Regions from separate parts of the Mus musculus genome. Here region 2 is linked to region 1. Evidence: chromatin loops called from intact Hi-C (ENCODE). Cell type or tissue: heart. All regions are shown on one strand. Each heading gives the region's core, and the rest is flanking DNA. Links, peaks and the distances in the headings are about the cores only.

Region 1 (2,917 bases), core at 252-2,751:
ATGTTTATATCTGTGTGTGTGCATGTGTATGTATGTATGTGTAGCCGTGTCTGTGTGTGTGCACGTGTGTGCATGTATGTGTGTGTGCATGTGTGTAGTCCTGTCTGTGTGTATGTGTGTGTATCCATGTCTGTGTATAAGTGTGTGCATGTGTATGTAATGCATGTGTGTAGCCGCATCTGTGTGTATGTGTCTATGTGTGTATGTGTGTGTGCATGCATGTGTGCACATGTGTGTAGCCATGTCTGTGCGTATGTGTACCCATGTTTGTGTGTGTGTTAGTGGTGGGATTTAAACAATCCCCAAATCCCAAGAACCTCTCCCTAGTAGGCCACTTTTTCCAGCTGGGCTCCACCTCCACCTAAAGGTTCTAGAACCTTCTAAGATATTACCATCCATGGAAAGACTAAGTGCTGGTAGCATGTATCTGTGGGGCACATTTCATATTCAAGTGAAAGCACACTATCGGCTTTTACCATAATGCAAACTTTGCGTGTGTATTTAGCCACACAATAACCTCGGAGAATTTAGGAATAATTGCCAGGAATTATTGTTAATTACCTGATTAACAACAGCTAAATAAATGTGATTTTTTTCTTTCTTTTTTTGGCTTCTTTTCTTCCTTCCTTCCTTCCTTTCTTCTTTCCTCCCTCCCTCCCTCCCCCCACCCTCCCTCTCTCTCTCCCCTTTCTGTCTCTCTCTCTCTTTCTCTCTTTTTTCTTTTTCGAGACAAATTCTTACTCTGCAGCTTTGAGTGAGCTGGAACTCACTATTTAGATCAGGTTGTCCTTGAACTCGGATCTACCTGCCTCCCCCATCACTGAGATTAAAGTTGTGTGCCACCATGCCTGGCTTTTGTTTATTTTCTAATTGATTCAAAGGTTTAAAAATGTCCTCCAAAGACCTTTTCTTTATTATAATTGTTGTTCTTGCTGTTGTGTATGCATGCATGATACATGTGCAGTGCCCAGGTACCAAGGCAAAACTGTGGATACCAGAGGACAGTTTATGGGAATCCATTCTTTCTTTCCATCGTGTGGGTCCCAGAATCTAATTCAGGTCTTCAAGCTTTGTGGCAAGCATCTTTGGGATATCTCATTGGCATCGATAGTTCAGTTTTTAGCACATCAAAATCACCTTTCGGACCTTCAAGTGGAAATGCTAGGCTGTAGTCTGTAGCATTTTGGGAAAAGGCTGTCCCTGCAGTGAGCCAAGATTGAGATTCAGATCTTTACTGTCAGACAAGCACATGAGGCAGCAGTGGCCAGCGTCCCCACTTATTACACTTATTGCTCTCAGGTCCACTTACAAGACTGGGAAGCTTCCTGCAAAAACCCAAAGACATCCCTACCTAAGAAGGGTTGACACCCAGAGAGAGGCATTTGCAATTAGAGACAGTAGTCATTTAGGACCAGAGCAGTTCCTAACAGTAGAGGGCAGCACCGTGCATCTGTGGTTCCACTCAGCCACTGCTCTGCCACTGTTCACTGGTGGCTTCACCTGCAGTTGTGGACATTGACACTAGGGTAAACAGAAATGCTATCAATTAGGGCTTTTCCCAGCACACCCCCAAGCCTACTGTTAAAAATGTAGCAAGTAGTTAGGAGAATCCCATAAAGGACACTTGTAGGAGAGATGGCCTGTGTGGGGAGACACTTGTAGGAGAGATGGCCTGTGTGGGGGGCATTGCTTGAGAGACTTTCTTAACATCAACCTGGTACTGAGCTCCTATCTGGGCATAAGTTGGGCTGGAATGGGAGACATATTTCTTTGAGCACCTATCTATGTCCGGAATACCTTTAAAGGGCTCAAATTCCACTCTCTATAATACCAGTATTGAGAGGCCGTAGCCAAAGCCACATGAAACAAACATTAGCCTTCATGTCTTAACATATTTCTTCCTTTATCTATCCTAAAAAATTCCAAGCAAGTTAGTAGTTGCATATGATTCACATATACTGAAGACAAGGTAAAATACGGGACAGAAACACATTCTCTGAGCTCCTTCTTGCAATAGAAGATGAGTAATGCAGACTCCAAACTGCTCATTGTGGAGAGAATAGGAGACTATCAGGAGTGCGCAGCCCTAAGTGCAATTGATCAGTGTCACATCTCTCCCCACACCTCAGGGATCAACTCTGAGGAGAAGGTGGAGCCAGAGGTATCGTAGCTGGATACAAAGAAACAATGTTTTCCTGGGCATGAAAGGGCAATCACACATATAAACTCACTGTGGTTGGGACAGCAAGCTCAAGGCAGACAAAAATTTCAGGATAGAGGTCAAAGATAAGCATGAAATTCCCTAGCCAAGAACCTATTGGTAATTTGATGGCTTCTGCGAGAGGGAAGTCAGGGTTTCCTTAGGGGTGTTGCCCCCTGGTAGATGGATCACAATGGGGGGGGGTAATATATACACGCCCAAGCATGTTTTGGCAGTATAAATTGGATTCCATGGGTTTACTACTATTATTTTTGTAGGGACATAATTTAGGTAGCTATAGAGACAGGGCTAGATCTGAGAGTAGATCAGAAAGGAAGTGAATACGATCCTATCAGGTTGTATGAAATTCTCCAAGATTTAATGAAAATACTTTTAAAAGAGAAGAAAAATAAGTTTCTCTGAATAGGCCTGTGATTCAGCTCCAATGTCTCCACATTCCTTCATTTCCATTATTTGGGAATATTGTCTTTCATATTTAGATAAAACGAAAGATGGAAATATATTCATTTCCTCTCTCATTTCTGTGACCAAATACCTGACAAGAAGTAATTTAAGGAACTTATTTCCTCTCACAATTTCACAGTGAGGAAGGTGGGGCAGCCGGGACTCAATGGCAGAGGGTAGCAGCGCATCTTGTTCTATCTTGGCAGGTCCAGTGGCAGAGACCGGAGTAGTACTGGGCTATTTCTTCAATTG
Region 2 (2,917 bases), core at 274-2,773, 110 kb after region 1:
ATATAAACATACATGTATATATCATATATATTTATATGCATATAAACATATGTATATATTTATACGTATATGCATATATATTTATACATATATGCGTATATATACATACACACAAATTTTCCCTCCCCCCCTCTGTATTCAGTGTAGGGGGGCGGTATGCCCATGTCCTGGCGCATATGTAGATATTACTTTTGGGAGCTGGTTCTCTCCTTCCACCACTTGGATCCTGGGGATTGGAACTTAGGCGGGGAGGTTTGGCATTAGGTGGGCACCATTCCTTGCTGAGCCATCTCACTGGCACACTCAGTTTCTTTTTAAGAAGTCCATCTTTCAACTGACTGCTTTAACAAGGAGGTCTGTAAGTAAGATGACCATATCATTGAAAGTCCACTTTGGAACAAGTGAGATGTCCCCAAAATAAACAGGGTCATTCTGTTTATAAAAGGAGCCTTGCCCAGGCCTTTAATGAGGGTGGTGTAGGAGAGTTGATTTGGTAGAGTCTTCCCTCAGGAGGAAAATGTCCAAAGCCCTACACATTTCCGGTACAAGATATGTCAAGGGGTAATTTTAAACACTTTACAAGGGTGTGTACATCCTCTAATTAAAAGTCTAAGCTGGATAGTTCAGTGGTGGACCAGTTGCTCACTGTGCTTAAGGCCTCGAGTTCAGCATTTCAGCATCTCCCCTTCCTCTTTCTTAATAAAAGCCTGTGCTAATAACGACCAGGCTTCTGGATAGTGTTGTCTGCTGTCACTTTAGAAGCGAACAAACCCGGGGACAGAAGTACTCGCAAAATGTGTCTGTCTGCCCAGCCTTCAAGAGCATGATCTTTGAGTGCAGCCATGTTTGAGAGACAGATAATGGATCCTTATATCCCTGATTGGTCTGTCGGGTCCGGTCAGTTCATGCCTTTAAACAACTTCGGGCGGGATGCAAGAAGAAGGCGCACTTTAAACCTGACAAGAAAACCACCTGCCAAAGATTTCTATGGCGAGCCTTCTCTAAGGCTCCACCCCGCCCACCAGTTGAGGCCCCGCCCACTAGCCGACAAAACCCAGGCGGGTTCAGGCCCCGCCTGCCACAGACCCCACCCACCCGGACTTGCTCTTCGTATTTAGGCCCCGCCTACCACACAACAGGCCCCGCCCACTCCCCGCCCTCGCTTAAGCCCTGCGGTAGCAGAGGGTCTGTTCAGAGTCTCGGGTCTCCGTGCTGTTTTAAAGACAGAGAGGCTCCTAGTACGCTTGCGCGGCGTCGTGGGCCGGGTTCCCCTGCAGACCAGACTTGGTACGGCCGAGCGGTTGGTGCAATCTGCAGCTGCAGCCCTGGGGCGCGCTTTTCAAATCGGCCGTGCCTTGCACCGAGATGGAGGGGCAGCTGCTGAGGGGTCTCGCCGCGCAGCAGGTGAGCGAGGCAGGGGACTGGAGAGCTGCAGCCTGGGCCGAGACCGAGAGCCGGGCGAGCTCCGCGGCTTGCACGCCTGAAGGGTGCACCGAAGGAGGAGAGCGAGGCCGGGGGCAACAGGAGGACGCCGGGGCCCATCCCACCTGCCGGTCTTCCAAGGCTTGCAGGGGAGGTGATGCTCCGGGAGTCGGTGCTCGAGTTGCTCCCCGGCCCGCGCAGCTGGGCGTGTAATGCAAGGTGCTGCTTGTAGCCGTGTGAGCCAGCATCAAACTGTGGGGCGCCGCGGGGTGAACGCTCAAATGGCATGTTCTTAGCTTTCCAGGAAGGTGTAAGTTTAAACATGGATACATGCACAAATACTAGGAAAAAAGGAGGACGAATCCAGTGTTTGTTTGTTTTTTAGCTATCTAAAATATGTTCAAAATCTTTTACACTTAGTGTAGTCGAGAATATTTCTTGGGAACCCCAGTCAAGTGTTAAAAGTATTCTTCCTGTTCATTATTTTAGTATTTTAATGAAAAGAAACCCCTTATATCCTTGTAGCGACATCTTCATTTTAATTTTAATTTTCACCTCTTACCGGCTCCTGAAGTATAGTAGTTCGAACCATATACTCTTGCCAGATTTGTGGGTCGAGGCGAATACTGCAGGATCATAGAATTTCTTTAGTAGATGCAGTATTGTTAGGAAGTCCTCTGTAATTCTCTGGAATGTTGAGCCAGGCTTTGTTTGAGTTATTGTGCAAACCATATTAGTAGTCACAAGACGTGTTTGCTACAAACATACACAAAACTTTCAACTTTCTTGTGAAATATTTCTTATTTTTGTTATGTATTCTAGGTATCCTATTTGCCTTTGTCAAAGGGTAGCCTTGAACTCCTAAAACTCCTCTTGCCTCCACTTTCCTACTATGGACTTTATAGGGCTGCCACACCGAGCCTGACTTAAGATGGAGTGGAGCTGGGTTCTAACCCAGTGCCTTGTGCATTCTAGACAAGCCCTCAATCAGCAGAGCCACACCCCACGCCTATGTTGATGGTTAACACAGCCTCTATTTCTACTGAACTAAATGGAGATCTGTTAAGTTTCTTTTTTTGTTGTTGTTGTTTTGTTGTTTTGTTTGTTTTCGAGACAGGGTTTCTCTGTGTAGCCCTGGTTGTCCTGGAACTCACTCTGTAGACCAGGCTGGCCTCGAACTCAGAAATCCGCCTGCCTCTGCCTCCCGAGTGCTGGGACCAAAAGTGTGCGCCACCATCACCCAGTATCTGTTGAGTTTCTTATGGGGATTGTGTGAGTGCTGGTGTGGCCATCCAAGTGTGCTATTAGTGCGACAGTGACATTCAAGAATGCTACAGAAGAGAAAAGAGGATAACAGAGCTGAGTGTATGGAAGGGAAATATGTGTGTGTGTGTATGTGTGTGTACATATATATGTATATATGTGTGAGTGTGTATGAATGATGCATATAATTTCAATATATATAGCAAATATATTAAGGCTTATTTATGTAAAT

What was found. Hi-C counts contacts between places; a loop is a spot of excess contacts. Peaks named below come from ENCODE experiments on the same cell type or tissue, not always from the same donor. Only the 100,000 strongest peaks of a DNase experiment are listed, where the experiment ranks them.
Region 2: it touches region 1 in a loop (7-fold over the local background); 30 of 42 quality-filtered maps call a loop at or near these places.

Annotation. Positions count from the first base shown.
Region 1 is chr10:67,870,559-67,873,475 of GRCm38, forward strand. No RefSeq gene overlaps it. Among named protein-coding and RNA genes, the nearest start is that of Zfp365, 41 kb to the right of the region's middle. In heart, for the core only: a CTCF peak has its summit at 1,439 (motif pointing right); no DNase peak of the experiment used is centred there.
Region 2 is chr10:67,978,409-67,981,325 of GRCm38, forward strand. Rtkn2 (rhotekin 2) reads left to right here and starts at 1,162. Exons shown (of 12, transcript NM_001359319.1): 1 at 1,162-1,404. The coding sequence starts at 1,366. In heart, for the core only: a CTCF peak has its summit at 1,299; a DNase peak (open chromatin) is centred at 1,173; H3K4me3 peaks cover 1,784 bases; H3K27ac peaks cover 855 bases.